Regions from separate parts of the Homo sapiens genome. Here region 1 is linked to region 2. A link is a contact called in ENCODE Hi-C data. All regions are on one chromosome and are shown on one strand. Each heading gives the region's core, a stretch centred on a gene start or an enhancer-like site at or near the end of the contact. The rest is flanking DNA. Distances are from core to core; before and after follow the strand shown. Region 1 holds the start of TUBGCP2 (tubulin gamma complex component 2). Region 2 holds the start of MKI67 (marker of proliferation Ki-67).

The links. Hi-C counts contacts between places; a loop is a spot of excess contacts on that map. Pooled maps may share reads with other maps.
Region 1: a loop to region 2 is called in a map of CD4-positive, alpha-beta T cell, with 7 times the contacts of the local background. The contact joins the promoter of TUBGCP2 here to the promoter of MKI67 in region 2. A Hi-C loop is called at or near these places in 1 of 168 maps with a recorded cell type or tissue (CD4-positive, alpha-beta T cell), 1 of 37 single-sample maps with no recorded cell type and 3 of 50 pooled maps.

The regions. Positions count from the first base shown.
Region 1 is chr10:133,307,050-133,311,061 of GRCh38, reverse strand. TUBGCP2 (tubulin gamma complex component 2) reads left to right here and starts at 2,190. Exons shown (of 18, transcript NM_006659.4): 1 at 2,190-2,239. ZNF511-PRAP1 (ZNF511-PRAP1 readthrough) reads right to left here and starts at 2,148. Exons shown (of 9, transcript NM_001396060.1): 1 at 1,966-2,148; 2 at 1,599-1,672; 3 at 1,085-1,286; 4 at 774-898. The coding sequence starts at 2,118. It overlaps ZNF511 (zinc finger protein 511), which reads right to left and starts at 2,148. Exons shown (of 6, transcript NM_145806.4): 1 at 1,966-2,148; 2 at 1,599-1,672; 3 at 1,085-1,286; 4 at 774-898. The coding sequence starts at 2,118. RefSeq lists enhancers at 1,663-1,957, 1,365-2,060, 2,784-3,013 and a silencer at 1,704-2,553.
Region 2 is chr10:128,124,541-128,128,701 of GRCh38, reverse strand. It overlaps MKI67 (marker of proliferation Ki-67), which reads left to right and starts at 2,279. Exons shown (of 15, transcript NM_002417.5): 1 at 2,279-2,603; 2 at 2,946-3,126. The coding sequence starts at 3,035. RefSeq lists an enhancer at 1,790-2,019 and a silencer at 2,130-2,499.

The DNA.
Region 1 (4,012 bases), core at 941-3,440, 5.2 Mb before region 2:
GGGAGGCTGAGGCAGATGGACGGCTTGAGCCCAGGAGTTCACGACCAGACTGGGCAACATAGCAAGACCCTGTCTCTACAAAAAATAGAAAATTTTGCCGAGTGCGGCGATGCGTGTTGGTAGTCCTAGCACTTTAGGAGGCTGAAGTGGGAGAATCGCTTGAGCCTGAGAAGTGGAGGTTGCAGTGAACCTACATCACACCACTACACTCCAGCCTGGGTGTCAGAGCAAGACCCTGTCTCAAAAAAAAAAAAAGATTGTTCCTGGAAGTATTTCCCAGAGTGCACTCTAGGCAGGAACATGTTAATCAACAGCTTTGTCATCAAGTTCATATGCGCACAACCAACCAGGACAAAAGGAAAGCCAGGGCTGCATGATGTGTGAGCACGGCCGACGGCTGCAGGAGGTACAGACACGGCCCCGAGGGGTGTGAGTGCGGATGACCACGGCCGACTGCTGCAGGAGGTACAGGCATGGCCCAGAGGGGTGTGAGTGCGGAGGCGCTGCGCCCGCTCATTCCCACACCCCCTCTGCTGCCTCCACCGGCACAGAGCTGGGCAGCCAGGGGCTCCCCTCCAGCCTCCCTTCGGCAGGGTGGCCGCTGGCACAACCACCTGTAGCTGTGTTGCCAGGGCTTCAGGTACCTGCAGGTGAACACCCCATTAGGTGACACACAAGTGCTTAATAAGTCTGACCGTCTATGCATTCCGGCTAGTTGGAAACCTTTTCCTAAAATCAAAAGCAGACACGTGCTGAGCCTGGCGGCTCCCTACCTTCTGCTTTTCTTTGGCTTATCAAACCGGAAGTCCGCGGGGTACAGGTGCATCCTCACCATGTGATCCTTCCGGTCTCTGCTGGTCTTGAACTTCTCTGTGCAGCCTTCTACCAAGCACTGATACTGAAATGGAGACCGTGTCACCTCCCTCTGACCCCTGGCCCTCCCCCACCGCCATGCCCCCGTAGCAGAGCTGCCAAGGGCGGAAAGGTGTCCCCGGCCTTGCCCGAGCACCCGAGAGCTGGGGGCAGCACTCTGAGCCCATCACCAATGGGGGGTGGCCTCGGCGGCTGTGCAGTTGTCACCCACCATGTCCTGCCTCTCAGACAGGATCTGGAAGAGCGAATCGTGCCACTCCAGGATGTGGGCGTCCAGCAGGTGTCCGGAAGGGAAGGCCCGCTTGCAAAAGGAGCAAACATTTCCGTGCAGCGTGTGGTAGTGGTGCTCGTAGTCGTCCAGGGCATCGAACACCTGGCAGCAGCCGGCCACCTGGCAGGCAAACGCGGGCACCCTGCCAAGGAGACGTGCTTCAGGAGCCCTTCCTCCGGTGCGAGGAACCAAGCTGGACTTTCTGCACAGTTTCCCTTTGAGACGTCCAATAAAGCCCCTATGCATCTTTTGCAATCCCAAACCCTCTTTTTATGAATTAAGTTTCACAAACAGGCTAGGTGGTGGAAGAGTCGGCCACGCCAAAGCTGGACAGGCACAGCGCCTCGGTGGGGCGGCCGCACATGGAAGAGCGGCAGCACAGCCCCAGGGACCAGGCACCGGTCAGGGAGGCGGCGCAGGAGTAGCACTGGCTAGGCACTGCCCATTCGCTTACCTGGGCTTCTCAGGCACGTCGGCCACCTGCATGATCACGTCCTGGAGGTAGAGGTGGCGCTGCACGTCCCCATCCTGCAGGAAAAGTGCGCCGTGGGCGGGGCCAGGTGACTCGCGGCACGCCCACCGCGTCAGGCCTCGCCCACACCCGTGGCCCCAGTCATCCCGCGCTCCGGTCCCGCCCCACAGCCTCAGGCCCCGCCCACTCCACGTTCCGGCCCCGCCCCACCACCTCAGGTCCCGCCTGTCCCAGGCTCCGGCCCCGCCCCGCAGTCGTAGGCCCCTCCCACTCCAGGCTCCGGCCCCGCCTCGCCGCCGTAGGCCCCACTGGATCCTACAACTACTTTTTCCCTCTTTTGCTCACGCACCTCGAAGAACTGGTGCTCCCGCGGGAAGCGCACGGGGCGCGCAACGAAGCGAAAGGGCGCGGCCCCAGCCGCGGGATCCCGCTCTACAGGCAGCGGCTCCGCCGCCCCGGGCCCCGCAGCGAGGCGGGCGCACAGCGCGGGGGGCAACTGCATCACCCCGGGCGCGGGCGGGCGCAGCCTGTCGGCCACCGTCCGCGAGCCGAGCCGGACGTGACGTCACGCTCACTTCCGCCGCCGTCGGGGGCTGCGCGGGGGCTGTGGCTCCGGGACTGCGGTGAGTCCTGGCCGAACGCGGGCGCGGGCGTGATGAGGGGGTTGGGGGACTGCCAGGCCCGGGGGGGCCCACGAGGCGACGGGGCTGGCGGGACGCGGCTCTTCCCGCGCGCTCCCTCTGGCTGTGCAGCGGTCCCCGAACTCTGGGGCCGAAGCCCTTCGGGCCTGCACCGGCCAGGCCAGCGTCTTGCCCCGCGGCCCGACACTCAGCCGGGGCGGGGCGGAGCGGGCCTCCGGGTCGTCCCGGGTGTCCCCTCCCAGCCCTGGGAAGCCGGGTCGCAGGTCCCCCTCTCGCACGCCCTCTCCCGTCCGCCTTGCCCCGCCTGTCGTCTCCCGCTGCAGTCCCTGGATCTTGTTCCCTCTAAACCAGTCGCGAACTGGAGCCAAAGTGACTCCAGTTTTATTGTAACCGTTTTTAATTTAAAGCCCTTGGGTGACTTCCCGTTACTTTAGTTCAAAGGCCCTTTCCTGGTTTGTCGGGGTCCTGTCGACCTCTCCAGTCCCCGCAGCTCCCGTGAAACACAGGACCTGTGCTAGGTGCTCAGGGCGTGTGGGGGAAGGCATCACAGGAGGGCGCGGCAGCCTTGTAGGAGAGACAGACGTCAGAGTAAAGAGTCACCTAATTAAAATGGTGAATGACAACACACGCGGGAAGCAGTGGACGCTTCAGATCTACTGCAGAGAATGGGCCCAGTGGCGGATAGAGGCTTTAGCTTTCTCGTCTGTCACCCAGGCTGGAGTGCAATGGTGCGATCATAGCTGATAGATCGCTGCGGCCTCAAATTCTTGGGCTCAAGTGGTCCTGCTGCCTCAGCGTTCCAAAGAGCTGTAACTGCAGGCGTGAGCCACCATGCCTGCCCCTGTACTTTTTCCATGTTTAGATACACAAATATCTCTGTGTTACAGTTGTCTAGTGTTCAGCACCGCCACCTGCTGGGCAGGTTTGTAGCCCACGAGCAAGAGGCTCCTCTAGGTGGTTTAGGTGCATTGTAGGCCGTACACCATCCAGGTCTGCGAGTGACTCTGATGATCGCACAGAAGGAAATCATGTAACCATACGTTTCTCTTTTTTTCTTTTGGAGATAGTGTCTCTCTCTGTCGCTCAGGCTGGAGTGCAGTGGCGCGATCTGGGCTCACTGCAACCTCTGCCTGCTGGGTTCAAGCGATTCTCGTGCCTCAGCTTCCCAAGTAGCTGGGATTACAAGTGTGCGCCACCAGGCTTGGCCAATTTTTGTATTTTTGGTAGAGACTGGTTTTCACCATGTTGGCCAGGCATTTCTCAGAATGTTGAGTGATGCATGACTGTACTTTCTGTCTCTGTAAAAGCCTTTGGGCTCTTGACATTTTCCACAAGTTGTAAAATAACATTTTTCAAACCAATTTGTACAGTTAGCTTTGAGCTCTCAACAGAGACTCTTTTTCACGTCCCTCTGTGTTTTAATCACTTGGAGTGTGTGCTCACTAGGAGTGTGTGCCCCGCTTGTCCGTGGTGGAGTGTGACATGCGTGCATTGCTTCCCTCAGCACGCGTCCCTGCGGTAGCTCACAGCCTCTGTGAGGAGGACGTCAGTCCCTCCCAGTCACAGTTGCTGGGCCTGTCAGTTTGTGTGATTAATAGTAAGAATTCAGGAGCATCAAGAAGGCCAAGTCAGCGGCCATGGCTAGACGTTCCTCCAAGAAGCAGCCACGGCTAGATGTTCCTCAGAGCTGTGTTTTCAGTGGGACGCTGTGCATTTCTGGCGGGACAGCTCTGTTGATGATTAGCATCCCCCGCC
Region 2 (4,161 bases), core at 1,030-3,529:
TTTTTTTTTGATGGAGTCTCGCTCTGTTGCCCAGGCTGAAGCGCAGTGGCGTGACCTTGGCTTACTGCAACCACTGCCTCCCGGGTTCAAGTGATTCTCCTGCCTCAGCCTTCCGAGTAGCTGGGACTACAGGCGTGTGCCACTACACCCGACTAATTTTTGTATTTTTAGTAGAGATGGGGTTTCACCATATTGGTCAGTCTGGTCTTGAATTCCTGACCTCATGATCCACCCACCTTGGCCTCCCAAAGTGCTGGGATTACAAGCATGAGCCCCTGCGCCTGGCCTAGCACCTTCTAGTTCTAATTAGGCTGCATCCATGAGGGTGGAAGAACTGTCTCTGGAAACAAGCAGTAATTAGGATGAGAAAAGTTGTGTTTTATGGGGTTATGCAGTGGTGGGCTTTGTTTGATCGTTTAATGGGGGAAAACATGGAAACTCATGCCCCCTAAAACGTTTATATAATAGTATCCCCGCACTGAATTTTTCTACGTCAGACTTGGCCCATACAATTTAGAGTTGCTGTCCTGTGCTTTTATGTTGCTTTCCCAGTTTCTCTATTTCCATCAGCAGCTGATATCTTTGTAGTTGCTCTAGAGCAGAGGGCTCAGTCTTTTCAATCTTGTGGTCCCTTTACACTCTTAAGAATTATTGAGAACCACCAGGAATTTTTGTTAATGTGGATGGGTTATATCTAGCTATATTTATATATTTTAAGTTAAGGCTAAGGAATTTAAAAATATTCATTTATTGATTCATTTTAAGATAGTGATGCACCTATTTCATGCTAACACCAATAACTTATTTTTATGGAAAAAAAACAACAAAATGAAAACAGCGCTTTAGTTCACATTTTTGCAAATCTCTGTAATACCTGGTTGAAACGGAGACAGTGGGAGTCTCCTCACTGCTTCTGCATTTGCAGAACCACACCCCACACTCTTGGGAGCATGAGAATGAGAAGGGCAAGTAACACAGAGGGTCATTAGATAAATGGTTTTGACCTTATGGACTCTCTGAAAGGAATAGGAAGTCCTCAGGGGTCCCCTGCATCGAGGCCTCCCTGATCAAGGGAGCCAAGCTCCAAGGGTTGCTGGGGAGCTGGAGGAGGTGAGATGGGGCAGAGAGGCCGTTGTCACCAAAAGCGTGTTTAGGCTCCATTCACTTCACCCCAGGTGGCCTACTGAGCCCACATGGCCACCAGCGCAACTGAAGCAGACCCCGATAGAATCCTGTGTAGAATTATTTTAGGATTCACCCATCTTGGCATGCACAAGCCATTTCAATTGAAGAATGTTTTCTAATAACAAAACATTGTAAACCTAAGTATGTGGCAATAGTAATGATTAAGTAAATTATGGTTTCCCGAAGCCCAGTGCTCTGCAGCCATCAGAGAGTAAAAGCGAGAATGTGTTCAGTGGAGATAGCCTCAGGATATTTAAAAGCAGAGAGCACAAAGTATAGAATCGTGTTGTGTATGTTATGACCTTTTTTTCTGTGCTTTTGAAAAAGAGAATACACGTATAGCAGGAAAAGACACACCAAACTACTTTATATAATTGGTTGTTTTTGTGTTTGGTAAGATGTATGCACTGAAGAGGAAGGTTTCGATTTTTTTTTTTTTTTTTTTTTTTTTTTTGAGACAGGGCTTTGCTCTGTCGCCCAGGCTGGAGTGCAGTGGCGCGATCTCAGCTCACTGCAGCCTCGACCGCCCCGGCTCAAGCGATCCTCCCACCTCAGCTGTCCCAGTAGCTAGAACTACAGGGGCGCCACCACGCCTGGCGAATTTTTTGTAGAGATGGGTTCTCTCCAGGTGGCCCAGGCTGGTTCTGAACTCCCGGGCTCAAGGGATCTTCCTGCTTCAGCTTCCCAAAGTGCGGGGATTACCGGCGTGAGCCACCGCGTCCCGCCTGTTTTTAATTTTTAGCAGTTTTAAATCTTCTGGCAATGAGTAATGTTATAGTGTCCCAGATGTTTGGTCCTTTAAGAAAAGGATAGCAGGACGGGTTATCTCGGTGGGAGCGTGTTCCACCTCTGCCCTCCGCCAGCCGCCCTCGCCGGGGATGCACCCAGGTATTTTCCTCCGGATGCGTGAGTGGCTCGCCCGCGGACACGCCAGCCCCGCCCCGCGAGCCCGGTTTCCCCGCCCCCTCCCCGCCCACGCCCTGCGCTCCCTTCCTATTGGTCCCATGCCGCGCTTTCCCGTTCAATCGCAGCGCTTAGCGCCAGAATTTGAATCTTCGTTTTCGTTTGAATTGGGCGGGCGCGCCGGGCTGGAAGAAGGAAGTGGAGGGCTGACGCTGCGGGCGGGCGGGCGGGCGGGAGGACTCGACTCGGTGGGAGCCGCTAGAGCCGGGCGCCCGGGGACGTAGCCTGTAGGGCCACCGGGTCCCCGTCAGAGGCGGCGGCGGGAGCAGCGGGGACTGCAGGCCGGGGTGCAGCGAACGCGACCCCGCGGGCTGCGGCCCGGTGTGTGCGGAGCGTGGCGGGCGCAGCTTACCGGGCGGAGGTGAGCGCGGCGCCGGCTCCTCCTGCGGCGGACTTTGGGTGCGACTTGACGAGCGGTGGTTCGACAAGTGGCCTTGCGGGCCGGATCGTCCCAGGTGAGCTGCGGCCGGGACTCCTGGGAGCTGTCCGGGGTCGAGGGCTGAGCCGCGGGGACCCCCCGAGCTCTGCGGGGACGGGCAGGGGACAGACGCGCGGCCTGGGCCCGACTCCTCCTGGGCTCTGGCGAGGGCGTCTCGGTGGAAGCTCCCAGGAGGCGCAGGCGCTGGCGACAACACCCCAGCTGCCGGACTTTGGGGCGCCGGGGGCTGCGGTCGGATCGTCCTGGGGTCCCCGCTAGCTAGCTGCGGTGTGCGCTTCTGTGGCCGGGGATAGGTGAATTGGGCACGGGGCCCTTCTTAGCTCCTTTGCTATCAGAGTAACTCGCACCTCTTTTGCAGTGGAAGAGTTGTAAATTTGCTTCTGGCCTTCCCCTACGGATTATACCTGGCCTTCCCCTACGGATTATACTCAACTTACTGTTTAGAAAATGTGGCCCACGAGACGCCTGGTTACTATCAAAAGGAGCGGGGTCGACGGTCCCCACTTTCCCCTGAGCCTCAGCACCTGCTTGTTTGGAAGGTGAGCCCCGCGGGCGCGCGCGGACGTTTTAGCTGAGAAAGAGGAAAATACCTTAGTCACAGAATAAAGTCCAGAAACGCGCTCTAGGATTGGGTCCTGCCGTCACTTTTCCTTGGTGCTTCTCCCATTCGTTACTAAGTTGACATAGTTGTGTTTTTTTGTTTTGTAAGTATAAATTTGATGCTAGTTTGTATGTTTAAGTGGTTTTAAAAATCAAGCCAATTAAAAAAATCGATTTGCTAATGTTGCGGTAAAGAAAGATGTAGATGATCTTCATATGTCACTGGCTGCAGGCAGGCGTCTGAAGACACTGTGCGCCCCCGGGTGCCTCCACAGTGGGCATCCCTGGCCACTGGGGACACAGAGAATGAAGGAAGGAAGCCATACACTTGTCTCTTGGCTCCTTGTGGCAATAGGAAAATGGGACAGAAAGTCTTCCTGCCTGGAATTCGAGAACGTTTCCTCTTATATTGCTGTCCTGTTTGGTGGTGGTAATAACCCTGTCCCTGTATAACAGGTATAGTTGCTGACAGTGCCCCATCAGCCTCTGACATGTGTCCCACTAGAGGCCTGAGAAGGGGGGTCATTTCCCGTGTGGTCATTTCCCAGACCACACGGGATTCAGGCCTCACCCTGTCCTCCCAACCCCATCCCGGCCTCACCCTGTCCTCCCAACCCCATCCCCTACCTTGTTCCTCCCGCCTAAGGCATTCCAAGCCTTTGTTCACCTTGGTACTTCTTACACACTTGGAAGTTTACAATGGGAAAGTTCTCCCCTTCCTCAAGCTTGTGTGATTTCCATCATTCAGGCATCAGGTGAAATGTCACCTCTGAGGAAGCCTTGCATGAAAACTTGTATTTCCAACCCCACAGCTTCAGGGGTGAGTTGTGGGTTTGTCTCCCACTAGGCTGAGCTCCCCAAAGGCAAAGACTGTCTTGTTACTAATCACGTGTGTAGGGCCAGGGATGGTGTCTGGCATAGGGGGTGTGATCAATACCTAGCATTCTGGCAAGGGTCAGTAGAAACATGGGCTG